Linked DNA regions of Homo sapiens: region 2 is linked to region 1. A link is a contact called in ENCODE POLR2A ChIA-PET data. All regions are on one chromosome and are shown on one strand. The core of a region is the stretch at or near the end of the contact, and the rest is flanking DNA. Distances in the headings are between cores, read along the strand shown.

Region 1 (7,742 bases), core at 1,511-4,010:
CTGTTTCTTTTCTTTTCTTTTCTTTTTTTTGAGATGGAGTCTCGCACTGTCGCCCAGGCTGGAGTGCAGTGGCATGATCTCGGCTCACTGCTAGCTCTGCCTCCCGGGTTCACACCATTCTCCTGCCTCAGCCTCCCGAGTAGCTGGGACTACAGGCACGCGTCACCACGCCCAGCTAATTTTTTGTATTTTTAATAGAGTCGGGGTTTCACCGTGTTAGCCAGGATGATCTCGATCTCCTGACCTCGTGATCCGCCCGCCTCGGCCTCCCAAAGTGCTGGGATTACAGGTGTGAGCCGCTGCGCCTGGCCAAGACCCTGTTTCTTAAAATAATAAATAAATTAAAAATCATTACGGGTTTATAGATTTAAACATATTTGATAGTTTTGAATGCTTTGTAATTCTTGGTCTTATTAAAGTTCAAACTGTCCCATTTTGCTAGTGGAAGTTGGCTCTGAGTCCTCTTGACATGACCCAAGTAGTCTGTGATAGTTACCTCACTATCTAGCATGTGAAGATGTTCCCAGAATTTCCCATCGTGGTTTTCATTTACATTGCCCTGATTGAGCATCTTTTCACAGGTTTATTGGCTTCTTCTTGAAATGCCTGTTCATGTCTTTTGGCCACTTTTTATATGGGTCATTTGTCCCTTATTGATTTATAAGGGTTCTTTATTTTTTTCCTAGATATTAATAGTTTTGGCCAGATGTTTGCAGATGTCTTTTCTCAATATGGCTTGTCTTTTCAGTTTTGGTGTCTTGATGATCAGAAGAAGTTCTTCATGTAGTTGATTTATTGACCTTTTCCATTATGGTTTTCACTCTTTGACTCTAGGAGCTTAATAAAAGCATGAAATATTTATTGATTGTCCATTGCTAATCCGAAACCCTTTCAGAATAGTCCTAACCCAAGGTCTCAGTATCAGAGATGAAGGCCAGTTGTGGGTGTCAGGAGGTCAGTTGTGGGTGTCAGTCCTCAGGGTCACAGATGGCTCTTTTAGAGTTGTCTTTTTTTTTTTTTTTTTTTTGAGATGGAGTCTTGCTCTGTAGCCCAGGCTGGAGTGCAGTGGTGCAGTGGTGCGATCGCGTTCACTGCAACCTCCACCTCCTGGGTTCAAGCAATTCTCCTACCTCAGGCTCCTGAGTAGCTGGGATTACAGGCGTGCGCCACCACGCCTGGCTAATTTTTGTATTTTTAGTAGAGACAGGGTTTCACCATCTTGGCCAGGCTGGTCCTGAACTCCTGACCTCAAGTGATCCACCCGCCTCAGCCTCCCAAAGTGCTGGGACTACAGGCGTGAGCCACTGCACCCGACTAGAGTTGTCTTTTTTTTTTTTTTTTTTTTGAGATGGAGTCTCGCTCTGTCGCCCAGGCTGGAGTGTAATGGTGCCATCTTGGTTCATTACAACCTCCGCCTTCTGGGTTCAAGCGATTCTTCCGCCTCAGCCTCCCAAGTAGCTGGGATTACAGTCATTCACTACTATGCCTGGCTAATTTTTTTTTTTGTATTTTTAGTAGAGACGGGGTTTCGCCATGTTGGCCAGGCTGGTCTCGAACTCCTGGCCTCAGGTGATCCCCCTGCCTCGGCCTCCCAAAGTGCTGGGATTACAGGCGTGAGCCACCGCACCCAGCTTAGAGTTGTCTTATAATTAGCTAAACACAGCAGTATGTCTCAGTAAATATCATATTTTAGTTTTTCACTAGCTTTTTTTTAATGCAACAAATTACTATCACAGAATTGTACAATGACTGCTGAAGGCCAACACTAATTATTTAAAAGGCAGGAAATTAATAAAGAAGCATAAACCTGTTACCAATGTGAAAACTGAGCAGAACTTCTAAAGCTGAGCTGTTAATAGTTTTATTCAGGCCCTTGCTGGCTCAGCAGGAAAATGAAAGGGAAGCAGCAGCCACCACCCTGAGTAAACATGCCCTGCTTTTTCTTCCTCCATTAGAAGTTCCTCGGCTCTCTAAACATGGCAAAGTTTGGCTGAAAGTAAGTCATGTAGTTTTAAAATGTTCATCTTTGAAGTAAGCTAATCACAGAAGGACAATTACTGCATGATTCTACTTGTATGAGGTATTTAAAATAGTCAAACTCATAGAGGCAGAGAATAGAATGGCGATTGCCAGGGATTGGGGGAGGGAGAGATAGGGAGTTGGTAATCAACAAAGTTTTAGTCAAGCAAAGAGAATAAGTTCTACAGACCCCTTGCACAACACTGTGCCTATAGATAACAGTACCGTATTGTACACTTAAAAATCTGCCAAGAGGGCAGATGTCATGTTAAGTATTCTTACCACTGTATTTTTTTTAAATGACAGCTTGATGGGTTTTCCATAAAGTTATGAGTTTGTGCTTTGTAATTTTTTGCTGTCTAAAATTCTAAGAACTACAGGTATTAGGAAATGATTTTGAAATGATTTTTTCTTTCTTTTTAAAAACACCATTATTTACCAAAATGAAAAGTTAGAAATCCTGAATAATGTCATCTCCTCTTTAGAAAGGAATGCACTCTTGGTATCAGTGGGCAGGATACAGCGTTGTCCAGTGGACTAAGAGGAGCGGGAGCACCAGACTCCTACCCCACCTCTGCCTCTTACTAGCCCTGAAACCTTGGGAAGTTACTCCAGCTCTGTGGGAACTGGCATAGTACCTCCTGGAGCTGTTTTGAGGATTAAATAAGGTTATCTCATGTGAGGAACATATGAAATGGCTGGACTCTAGCCACATGATAGTCATCAACCACCACTCATGTGATACTGCACATTTTCGCTTCTGCCTGAGAAGATAATGTCCACTGATAGAAAATGGAACCATACCCTGTAGTCAGGAATCCTTATGTCATTGTTTTAGTTTTCCATTGCTGCCAAAATAAATGACTGCAAATTTACAGGTTGAAAGTAGTGCAAATGATTATCTTAGTTCTGTGGGTCAGAAGTCCAATTCTAAATCAAGGTGTCAGCAGGGTTGCGTTCCTTTCTAGAGGCCCTAGGGGGGAATTTCTTTCCTGCTCATTTAGATTGTTGACAGAACTCAGTTCCTCGAGGCTGTAGGACCAAGGTCTGTTTTGCTGGCTGAGGGCTGTTTCCAGCTTCCTTCCTCTATTGTCGAAGCCTGCAGCAAGTCGTTTGCAGATCCCCCTTCTGACCTCTTCTTCTGCCTCCCTCTTAGACTGCAGGCACTCTTATGCTTGAATCAAGCCCACCCAGATAATCCAAGATCATCTCCCTATTTTAAGGGCAACTGATTAGTAAACTTAATTCCAATGCAACCTTAATTTCCCTTTGCTGTGTGAGGTAACAGTCACAGGTTCCAGAAATAGAAGACATCTTTGAGGGGCCATTATTCTGCCTACCTCATCAAGTGAACTAGAATTGTGTTGGGGTCTTTAACAGGTCATTTATCCTTACCTTTTATTTTCTTCATCCAAAAAATAAAGTGGCCTGCCATATAGGATAGATAATGTTTATTGAGCACTTACTTGCTGTGAGCTTGGCCCTTGGCGCTAAACTCTTTGCTCAGGAAGAGTCTTTGAGGTGGGTTCTATTATTATCCCCATTTATAAGTGAGGAAACTGCATTTTGGAGAAGTTAAGTAATTGTTGAAAATAATTCAACTGGTGAGGGAGTCAGACATTTCAGTAGGCTGCTGTACCTCAAAGGTTTGGCTGGCTGGCAATCAGCCTTCACATGGCAGGCATACTAATTAGAAATCAGTGTCTTGATTTTCTTAAAAAGTTTTGGTTTTGCTAGCAGAAATTGTCATTTGTGCCCAGGCACGGTGGCTCATGCTTGTAATCCCAGCACTTTGTAGGCCGAGGCAGGCAAATCACCTGTGGTCGGGAGCTTGAGACCAGCCTGGCCAACATGGTGAAACCCTGTCTTCACTAAAAATACAATAATTAGCTGGGTGTAGTAGTGGGCGCCTGTAATCCCAGCTACTCAGGAGGCTGAGGCAGGAGAATCGTTTGAACCCAGGAGGCAGAGGTTACGTGAGCTGAGATTGCGCCACTGCACTCCAGCCTGGGTGACAGAGGGAAACTCCGTCTCAAAAAAAAAAAAAAAAAAAAAAAGAAATTGTCATTTGTGTTCATGGACGTGGTAAGAAAATAAAAACTGAAATCAGATATGTATGAAAATGAGTTACAAAATATTCTAGATAAAACTTTCTCTGTCTGAAAATGCAAAAAAAAATGATTTCTGGCTTGTGCTAAATCACGAACTGTTTTTTGAAGTCAGAATGTTGTTTTGTCTGAGATCCTGGAGTTCTCTGCCAAGAGAGATCTGATTTGTGACAGGGTGGTGGATGGGCTCAATATTTTTTTAATGAGATATTGGACTGTGCTGTTTTGTTATACTATAAGTGATATGTAACCAAACAAGAAAATTTTCCTAGCAACAAAGTTGTTTTCCTGAATCAGAAGAATGCTTTTGTGTGCTCATTTTCTTATTGTCCAAAAGATAAAAAAGCTTGTGAATTTAGCATCTTATTTTTTTGAGATTGAGGTACTGGCGAGTATAGATAGTAGAATATATAAGAATATCATTGGAAGTATTTGGCAAGCAGTATGTTAATTCAGACCTAAACTGTATTTAAGTAGAGAACTAACTTGTTTTTTTGTTTGTTTGTTTTTGTTTGTTTTTGAGATGGAGTTTCACTCTTGTTGCCCAGGCTGGAGTGCAATGGCGTGATCTTGGCTCACTGCAACCTCCGCCTCCTGGGTTCAAGCGATTCTCCTGCTTCAGCCTCCCGAGCAGCTGGGATTACAGGCATGCGCCACCATGCCCTGCTAATTTTGTATTTTTAGTAGAGACGGGGTTTCTCCCTGTTGTTCAGGCTGGTCTCGAACTCCTGACCTCAGGTGATCCACCCACCTTGGCCTCCCAAAGTGCTGGGATTACAGGCGTGAGCCACCACGCCCTGCCGAGAACCACCTTGTTTTTATGCCAGACCCGATTGTTGGACATGATTATCTCACTGGCCCTTATAAGCCTTTTTTTCTCTCTTCTTGTTCTTCATTAGTCTGGTGAGGGACCCAGACATTTCAGTAGGCTGCTATACCTCAAAGGTTTGGCTGGCAATCAGCCTTCACATGGCAGTCATACTAATTAGAAATCAATGTTTTGATTTTTTTTTAAGTTTTAATTTTGCTAACAGAAATTGTTATTCGTGTTCATGGATGTGTTAAGAAAATAGAAACCCAAGCTTTTTTACATTCATCAGATCTCTAAGTTCTACCCCATTCCATTTGTTTGTTTGTTTTGAGACAGGGTCTCACTCTGTTGCCCAAACTGTAGTGCAGTTGTGCAGTCACAGCTTACTGCAGCCTCAACCTCCCTGGCTTAAGTGATCCTCCCACCTCAGCCTCCTGAGTAGGTGGGACCACAGGCATGTGTCATCCCACCTGGCTAATTTTTGTATTTTTTTTAGAGACAGGATTTCAGCATGTTGCCCAGGCTGATCTTGAACTCCTGGGCTCAAGTGATCCACCCGCCTCGGCCTCCTGAAGTGCTGGGATTACAGGTGTGAGCCACTGCCCCTGGCTTTCCATTTGTTTATGCAACAAATATTTGAATAGTGTGTGCTAGGAGGCCCTAGGGATATTGTGCCCTCATGAAGCTTACAGGTTAATGAAAGACTCAAACATGAAAGAAATAATTACACAATCAGGAAGTACATGAGTGCTATGAAAGGGAATAGAAGGTTCTGCTAAATTGAAGGACAGGGTACAAAGAAAGCCTTGATGTAAAGGATGAATAACATTTAGCTAGGCAAAAATTGGGATTGTCTGGTCTCGGTCAGTGGGGTATATTTTGCAAAGGTCTTGTCCCAGTAGGGAGTTTGTCAATTTCGAGCAACAGCAAAAAGGCCTCTGGGTTGTAGGTGGGTGTGTGTTCACATATGGGTATGTGTGTTCGCTTGTGTGCATGCATGTGAGGAGGCAGGGTGGGGAGTGGCTCTGGAGGAGGAGAAGGGCACAGATTCTCAGTCCTGTAGCACTCTTGTTCAGAGCATCAAGTAGACCTGAGAATTGTATGTTGATCATTGGTCCGCCAAGCAGTTCGTATGGCCTTGTTTCCCAGAACTCCATCATCAAGTGGATGTGGTGACCATATACTTTATCATCAAAACCAGGATACTCTTTTTTTTTTTTTTTTTTTTTTTAAACTTCTTTTTCTATGTTGCCCAAGCTGGTCTTGAATTCCCAGGCTCAATGGATCCTCCCGCCTCGGCCTCCCAAAGTGCTGGGATTACAGGCGTGAACCAACATGCCCGGCAAACCAGGATACTCTTGAGAGTGAAAGGGGACACTATTAATTATGTTGGGACAACGGGTATAAAACAGTACTTATAGACCAGTTCTCAGCCACTCCAGGGAGCCCCAAAGTTGCCTAGAAACCATGCTCTGAAATGACAGGGTTAGTCACGTGCTCCTGCTTTCTCACCTTTTCCTCTTCCTTCATCCATGAATAACTCTGAAAGAGGGGCACCAGGAGAAACTGCTCCAAGTCTATACAACAGAATCTTAGCCCCCATGGCCCGCCCAGCTGCAGCCTCCTGTTTTTCAGACTGCCATCTGATCTCTGACTATTAATGTGTTTTCAGAATTAAAGTCTAAAAAACGTATAGAAAAGAAAGTAAGGCCTTAAAAGTTTAGCACGTGAACTTTTCCCACTAGAAGCTTTTCCTACACTGCTTCTTATGGATTACATGGCCTAATTATATGTTCCCGGAGGGCCACTGGGCAGAATGGGTGTGGTCTAACTTCTTTCAGAGTAAACATGTTTTGTGGATTGGCCCCTATGGTGGATAATGGTGAATAATGCATGGAGTAAATACCTACAGGAAGCCTTCCCATAGGTGTAAAACCTTTATTTCAGGAAATAAAAGGAAGATATATTGATTTTTTAATTAGAATCAACTGTTTGGCTGAATCTGCATAATGAGGATTAATGGAGCTTTATTTCCTGCTCTCTCTGCCCAAGTCACTCTACAGTAGGGCCCTCAGAGAGCCCTAGTAACTTCTTCAATTTACTGACAGATGGATCACTTTGCAGTAAAATAATATTTAATGGTCGGTAACTGCGAGAATGTGGGATCTCATTGTCCTCCTCAGCCTTTCTTCAACAACCCCCCAAGTCCTCAATAAAATGGTTTGACCCTGTCCCCCATAATAATTTTTAATGTTCATGTTCAGCCAAATACTCAGGACACTAAGGAGTTGCACTATTTCTTTTCAAACTGCATTCAAGCTCTTTCTTTTGTTTTAAAAGCCAGGAAATGTGAAGAATTCACCTGGAACTAAGTAGAAAACTCCATGCTCTGCCATCTTAATCAGGTAAAAAACAAGAAATTTCTGTGATTATTTTCAGCATTGTAGTGCCAGCTGAAATGACTTGTTTTTAATTAATTTAATTTAATTAATTATAACAGTTTCAATTTGATGTGAAAATATTTTATTCCATCTTTTAGTTTCTGGGCTTAAATGCTGTGACTTACTTATTTGTGTTTGTTCCACTAATGTTACCTGGGTTTTTTAGACAAGCTAGAACCAGACAGTTGGGATTTGTCTACAAATGTATTTCAAACAATTGAAAAGTGTCATTATTCCTTAGGTTTTTTTCAAACAACACTTTATTATAGTAAGTACACTTGTATTTATCTAATACTCAGTGAACACTGGAATGCATGACTGTTACAGAGAGGCTCAAAACACTAGTTATATTGTTTGTGTATA
Region 2 (7,742 bases), core at 3,132-5,631, 110 kb before region 1:
AATGTGACTGTAGTTTAGCCCCTGATCCAGCTTTTTTTTTTTTTTTAAGACGGAGTCTTGCTCTGTTGCCCAGGCTGGAGTGCAGTGGTGTGATCTTGGCTCACTGCAACCTCCGCCCCTGTGTTCAAGCAATTCTTCTGCCTCACCCTCCCGAGTAGCTGGGACTACAGGCGCGTGCCACCCATGCCCGCCTAATTTTTTGCAGTTTTAGTAGAGACAGGGTTTCACTGTGTTAGCCAGGATGGTCTTGATCTCCTGAACTCGTGATCTGCCCACCTCGGCCTCCCAAAGTGCTGGGATTTCAGGCGTGAGCCACTGCGCCTGGCCTTTTTTTTTTTTTTTTTTTTTTTTTTTTTGAGACCAAGGCTCACTCTGTTGCCCTAGGCTGGAATGCAGTGGCACAATCTCGGCTCACTGCAACCTCTGCCTCCCGGGTTCAAGCGATTCTCCTGTTTCAGCCTCCAGAGTAGCTGGGGTTACAGGCTCCTGCCATCACAGCCGGCTAATTTTTGTATTTTTAGTAGAGACGGGGTTTCATCATATTGGCCAGGCTGGTCTCGAACTCCTGAGCTCAAGTGATCCGCCCACCTCGGCCTCCCAAAGTGCTGGGATTACAGGCGTGAGTCACCACGCCCCGCCCTGATCCAGCTATTTTTCATGTGTAAAGGCAAACATTTTCAGACATTTCAGGAGTCATGTCCCTTTCTAAAAAGATAATTGGAAGCAATAACATAATGCCATAAGAAATAATCAGAATGAAGCTCTAGATATGAGAAACATTGGTAAGCAATGAATCCAACAAAAGCAATAAATATACATACCGTTTAATATGATTGTGATAAAAAGCAATTTTGGAAAAAAAGTAAGATATAAAAATTAAAACTCGCTGGGCACGGTGGCTCAAGCCTGGAATCCTAGGACTTTGGGAGGCCGAGGCGGGCGTATCACGAGGTCAGGAGACCGAGACCATCCTTGCTAACATGGTGAAACCCCGTCTCTACTAAAATATATGAAAAATTAGCTGGGCGTGGTGGCGGGCGCCTGTAGTCCCAGCTACTTGGGAGGCTGAGGCAGAAGAATGGTGTGAACCCGGGAGGCGGAGCTTGCAGTGAGCCGAGATCGCGCCACTGCACTCCAGCCTGGGCGAAAGAGCGAGACTCCGTCTCAAAAAAAAAAAAAAAAAAAAATTAAAACACAGATATTTCAACAACATATTTGATATATGGGTAGGGTTAAAGTGTGTTAAATTTCTTGATGGGCATTGGGGGGGTGGATGTAGATAATTTTTACTTCTCGTGATTAATTTAAATAGTAAATAGTTTCAAATATGGAATTAAAATTAGAAATTAAGGAAAATAACAGCAGAATACAAATAATATACAAGTCTTACAAATCCTAGAGGAAAAATAGAGATCAATGGAAACTGAATAATCCTAGCAAAAGTCAGAAAAGGAAAAAAGTGAAACACCAAGAACACATAGGGGCCAGGTGCAATGGCTCATGCCTGTAATCCCAGCACTTTGGGAGGCCGAGGCAGAAGGATAGCTTGAGCTCAGGAGTTCAAGACCAGCCTGGGCAACATAGCAAGACCTTGGCTTTACAAAATATCAAAAAAATTAGCTGGGCATGGTGGTGTTACTTTGGAGGCTGAGGTGGGAGGATCACTGGAGCCTGGGAGATCAGGGCTTCAGTGAGCTGTGATTGCGCCACTGCACTCCAGCCTGGGCAACAGAACAAGACCCTGTCTCAAAAAACAACCCCCGCCCATCACCCGCAAAAAAAAAAGAACACACAGGAAGCAGCAAGCACAAAATAATATAAATAAGACCAAAAGTAAGTTGTCACAGTAAACATAATAGGTTAAATTTCTTCTTTAAAAGACAAAAGACTTTCATATTGAGGAAATAAAAACACAGCTATATGCTGTTTATCAAAGACACAAATGACAAGCACATGTTAAAAATAAAATTTGGGGCTGGGCACGGTGGCTCACGCCTGTAATCCCAGCACTTTGGAAGGCCGAGGCAGGTGGATCACCTGAGGTCAGGAGTTTGAGACCAGGCTGGCCAACATGGTGAAACTCCGTCTCTACTAAAAATACAAAAATTAGCCGGGCATCGTGGCAGGAGCCTGTAATCCTAGCTACTTGGGAGGCTGAGGCAGGAGAATTGCTTGAACCTGGGAGGCAGAGGTTGCAGTGAGCCGAGATCGCACCATTGCACTCCAGCCTGGGCGACGGAGCAAGACTCCGTCTAAAAATAAAAAAAATTGGGCAAAGCTATACCAAACAAATTCTGATGAAAAAGAAAGAGTTGTGCAAATTTTAATAATAGGCAAAGCAGAATTCATGGCAGCAAACATTTGATAAGACAAAGATGGATATTTTATAATTATATAATACATAGTTGATGAACCTTTATGTACCCCCAATAGTGGCAAAATACAGACAGAAAAGCAGGTAGAAACACAAAGAACAGTAGAAAAGGCAGAAAAGGTTGTGCCCTGTGAGAGTATTTCCACCCCAATAGGAAGAACAAAATATTCTCCTTTAAGCTTCAAGAATACTGTTTTATAATGATGTGTAATTCACATTTTAACTCACACTAACGTGCTTACTGTCCTAGGACATTATATTTTAAAGAACACCATTTCTAATTTTGAGTTAAATATATTTTTCTCTAATTAGAGAGCTTTGCCCACGTTAGTGAGTTGGGGAAAGGCTCACTGGGCAAGAATACAGTTTGTCCTGTAAGTATACCTGCTTCAGTCTTATTAGTGTGCCAAGTGAGGCGAGATCAAAAAGGATAGCAAAGTACGTGGGCCAGGCCTCTTTTCCTCCCCATCCCACTCCCATTCCTTTGCAGGAATGATAATGAGGCACTGTGATGTGGTGAAAAAAACCAGTAGACTAGAAGTAACTATTCTAGCCCCAGGCAGGCCTTAATAGTTTTATCGCCCTTGGGCACCTCTTATCAGTCTATATACTTTTATCACCTGTAAAGTGACAGCAGCCAAGAATCTAAAACCAATACCTATCGTGCCTTTTCCCTCTCCTGTTATGATCACATAAACTCAGAATTTTAAAAAAAATTTACTTTGAGGCCCGGTGCGGTGGCTCATGCCTGTAATCCTAGTACTTTGGGAGGCTGAGGCAGGCGGATTGCCTGAGCTCAGGAGTTTGAGACCAGCCTGGGCAACACCGTGAAACCCCATCTCTACTAAAATACAAAAAATTAGCCGGGCGTGGCGGCACATCCCAGCTACTCAGGAGGCTGAGGCAGAAGTGCTTGAACCTGGGAGGTGGAGGTTGCAGTGAGCCGAGATCGTGCCACTGCGCTCCAGCCTGGGCGAGACTCCGTCTCCGAAAAAAAAAAATTTTACTTTGAAATAACTATAGACTTATACGAAGTTGCAAAAATAGTCCAAAGTGCCCCATGTGCCCTTCCCGCAGTTTCCCCCAGTGGTGAGATCTTATATAGCCATAGTATATCAAAACCAGGAAACTGATATTGGTAAATTACTGTTAATTATACTATAGACATTCAGTCTTCACCATTCTTAACCTTCTCATAATACAAGTTGGGAAATATTCCCTCCTCTTCAATTTTCTGGAATAGTTTCTGTAAAATTGGTGCTAAAACTCATAGAATTTTAAAACTGAAAGACACCCTCGAAATCACCCAGTACTGACTGGAACCTTGATTTGACTATAAAGACAACAGAGACCCCATTTTTTCTCTCCAGGTAGCCAAAATCAATGGTAGATTTCTATACGTTGGAGGATTAAAAAAGGAATAAAATGACTATTCTTAACACAGTGTACAAAGAAGGCAGTCTGTTCAGAAATAGCTGAAAAGCCATTTCCTAACAAAGTTGACATTCTCTGTCTTCACTGCACTATAAAAACAAGAAACGACAAATGAATTCAAATGTTGAGGAAAGAATGAACCAGAAACAGGGTCTTCTGGTTTTCCCCAGAAGCCTATCCTGAGGCAAGCATTCCACTCTAAGTACAATAATTATTTAGAAGGTGCAAAACCAAAACAAACCAAAAAGAAACCGCCACAGTAGAATGGGGAAGTTACCGGGGAAGTAAGAAAGGCAAGGCAGCCAATAAAGGATGTATTACTAAGTCAGTTACCGCTGTGGGTTCCTGGAACTTACTGGTGCTGGGGACATTCTGAGAACCAGTACAAAACACACACATACACCTCGGTTATTCCACCCAGGGCAGAAAGAGCTGAGATATTTATACATCAACTTCTCTCAGGCATTGAGTGAGAGCAACCAGAGGGGCATTCATTCCCTGGCACTTCCGGCCTGCTTGCATAAGCACCAGTGGCAGTGGGCTCCAGCAACAGGAGAATGCCCTAAACAAAGAAGTCCATGAGCTGGTAAGTTAGAAGTCAAGCTGTGTGCTCGGAAGTGGTAAAGGTGAGAGGATAAAGGCAGCCCACTTACACACAGTATGTGTCACAGCAGGGTAGGAGAATTACCTTAACACATGAGAGAAATTATCTTCCGAAGGAGGATTTCTATGATTTTAGCAGGAAAATGTGAATGTTGTGATTTATTTCAAGATTACTTAAATTATAGAATATTTCTGGGGGTGTGTTTCTCAAAAATATTCCTTTGAGGTTGTGCCTTCAGAAATAATCTGTGAAGACAAAAGGAGAGTGGCAAGGTACAGTCTTTGCATAGAGTATTTCTATCCACTTTAAATTCATGCAAACTTAAATATCGTCATTTTATTCTATTTATTTTAGCATGTTAAAAGAATTACATTAATTTATTTGTGCTAAATGAGAAGGTACCCTCAATGAGAAAAAAAGGTAATGGGTTGCATGCTGAGAATAACCTATGGATTAATATTTAAAGTTTCTCAAGAGATGATGTAATAATAAAATCCCTGGGACAGATAGTATAATGGCATTAGTCATAGATTTCCGGAAATGCTAATCCAACGTCTTTTAACACTGGAGGTGTTTTATTCATAGAAATCTGTAATAATTATTGATCCAAAATATGCTTAGGTTGTATTTGATTCTTTCTTAATAGCCTATGATGGAACTGTATAATTTTTGGTATTTATTTTTTTCACTCTGGTCCATAACCACCATATCTTGATATTTTTCCCTTTTAGAAGTTTCTCATAGCTCTGCAAATGTTGGAGAATTTTGAAGAATATAATTTGACAGGTTAATTTGAATGCTAAAGATTGTCATAATTTAATATTACCAGGGAGAAATGAATATTCACTTTTCCAAAAATATAGAAGGAAATGACTTACTCTTGGAGAACTTTAAAAAATAATATGCATGAATATTTTAAACTTAATGTGATTTCTATGAATCATAGCCAATATAATACTGTAAATTTATAGATCAGGGTTGAAAATTTTTGGACTTTGGACGATCTTCACTCTTTCACATCTTCCTGGTCCAGAAATCTGAGCAACTCACCTTACTTACAAACAAAGACTTAATAGAGGTGAAGTAAGTTTTCATGTTTCTAAAACTTCATTAATTGTATAAACAGTATATACATTCACCAGTACATTATGAAAATAAGCTACAAAACAATTGTAACTTAAGCCACACTTAAAATACTTTAGCCAAATACTGTTTATGAAAAGGAAGCCTTGATGTTTGCTTTCAAGCAAATCAACATTTCTTCAAGTTGTCAATATTATTCTACAAATAATTAGCATTGGTTAGGGAGACTGTGTTATTGGTCCACCATAGGAAAAAGTGATAGAGAGTATCAGGTTATAGAATCTTATTATTCTGTGTCCTTTTCATTTTATTTTATTTTTATTTTTTTTGAGAGAGTCTCACTCTTGTCACCCAGGCTGGAGTGCTGTGGCACGATCTTGGCTCACTGCAACTTCTGCTTCCTGGGTTCAACCAATTTTCCTGCCTCAGCCTCCCAAGCAGCTGGGATTACAAGCACCCGCCACCATGCCTGGCTAATTTTTTTTTTTTTTTTTTTTTTTGTATTTTTAGTAGAGACAAGGTTTCACCATGTTCGCGAGGCTGGTCTCGATCCGCTGACCTCAGGTGATCCGTCCGCCTCGGCCTCCCAAAGTGTTGGGATTACAGGCTTGAGACACTGCACCCAGCCTTCGGTGTCCTTTTTAAACTTAAGGTTCTGATAATTTAGAAATATGTAGTAAAATTTATTCCTCTTCTTTTTAAAAATCCTTGATTGCTGAATTCCTGCAAATTGTTCCTACAAAATTTGTAATCATTGTCAGTGGTGCTTGGTCAATGCACCATTGTTAAAACCAGCCTTGAAAAATAGACAACCTTTTGTATACAAGTGGTTATGCAGTTAATAATTTCTTCAGAAAGGCACTGCTACACTATTTCTGTGCTATTATGAGGAGTCTCTTTGTCAGTTAATATGTATTTCACCCACACATTTTTTGAGCTATCTCCTGAGTTGATGACCAAGCTAATGGCATAGAGTAAACCGTAACAATTTGTCCCCCGAGAAGATCCTGTCAAGTTGCCTAAAATGATAAATGTCCTTAATAATTACTTCATATTTTTATCCTATTCAGGCATGTAGTAGATATTCAACATATATTTACTGAATTGGTATTTTTGTTGTTGTCACTGTTTTTAATAATAAAGAATTAGTCTCTTAAGGCCAGACACAGTGGCTCACACCTATAATCCCAATACCTTGGGAGGCTGAGGTGGCCCGATCGCTTGAGCTCAGGAGTTCAAGACCAGCCTGGGCAACATGGTGAAACCCTGCCTCTACGAAAAATACAAACATCAGCCGGGCATGGTGGCACAGCCTGTAGTTCCAGCTACTCGGGAGGCTGAGGTGGGAGGATTGCTTGAGCCTGAGAGGTGGAGGTTGCAGTGAGCCGAGATCATGCCACTGCACTCCAGCCTGGGCGACAGAGTGAGAACTTGTCTCAAAAAAAAAAAAAAAAAAGGAAGAAGAAGAAAAGAATGATTCTCTAGATCCAATTTACAGGAAATACAGAGGACAGAGTTACGTGTTAGCTACACCAAGGAATTCAATCAGCAAAGTCTAGATCATGGGAAATGTTACAGAATGAATGATCCAGTTTAATTAACAAATTGTAATGGGGGAGAAAAAAAGAGGTGGATAGGGAACCTACAGATTAAAAAGAAATAAAAACCATATAAAAAAAGAGGCAAAATTAAACTACATTGTGTATGGGTGCATGCTTAGGTGAGGAAACTATAAAAGAATGAGGTGATTACCATAAAAGCCAGGAGAATAGTTACTCTTAAGAGACGAGGTGCAGGGCCAGGTAGAGGGTTTCTGGGGTGGTCAGGTATGACTCTTTCTTCTGACGTGGATGGTAGTTACTAAGGTGTCTTGCCTTACAATAATGCATTCAACTGTAAAATCATTTTATATGATTTTCTATAGATGTGTTATACTTTTAAAAGTTTAATACACAACAAGAAATATATACATATATATGTTTTCAAATTACCAACATGACGTCACAACAGTTGGCAAGAGATGTCTAGTAGCACATCACTCTACAGCATTTCCACCATACAGATACAATAGATATAAATAGAATCGGCCGGGCACAGTGGCTCACACCTGTAATTCCAGCACTTTGGGAGGCCGAGGCAGGCACATCACAAGGTCAGGAGTTCGAGACCAGCCTGGCCGATATAGTGAAACTCCGTCTCTGCTAAAAATACAAAAATTAGCCGGGCGTGGTGGTGGGTGCCTGTAGT

What was found. ChIA-PET counts read pairs that join two places held with the same protein, here RNA polymerase II (POLR2A).
Region 2: POLR2A ChIA-PET joins it to region 1 with 14 read pairs in WTC11. The contact joins two enhancer-like sites. POLR2A ChIA-PET finds 5 or more read pairs at or near these places in 3 of 52 experiments (HepG2, K562 and WTC11).

The regions. Positions count from the first base shown.
Region 1 is chrX:23,839,914-23,847,655 of GRCh38, reverse strand. It overlaps APOO (apolipoprotein O), which reads left to right. Exons shown (of 9, transcript NM_024122.5): 8 at 7,279-7,343. The coding sequence ends at 7,314. Among named protein-coding and RNA genes, the nearest start is that of SAT1, 61 kb to the right of the region's middle. Within about 2 kb of position 2,760, at least 7 of the 41 ENCODE cell types and tissues checked have a DNase peak (open chromatin) inside an H3K27ac peak, as active enhancers do.
Region 2 is chrX:23,949,755-23,957,496 of GRCh38, reverse strand. No RefSeq gene overlaps it. Among named protein-coding and RNA genes, the nearest start is that of CXorf58, 46 kb to the right of the region's middle. RefSeq lists enhancers at 3,828-4,365, 4,366-4,904. Within about 2 kb of position 4,381, at least 9 of the 41 ENCODE cell types and tissues checked have a DNase peak (open chromatin) inside an H3K27ac peak, as active enhancers do.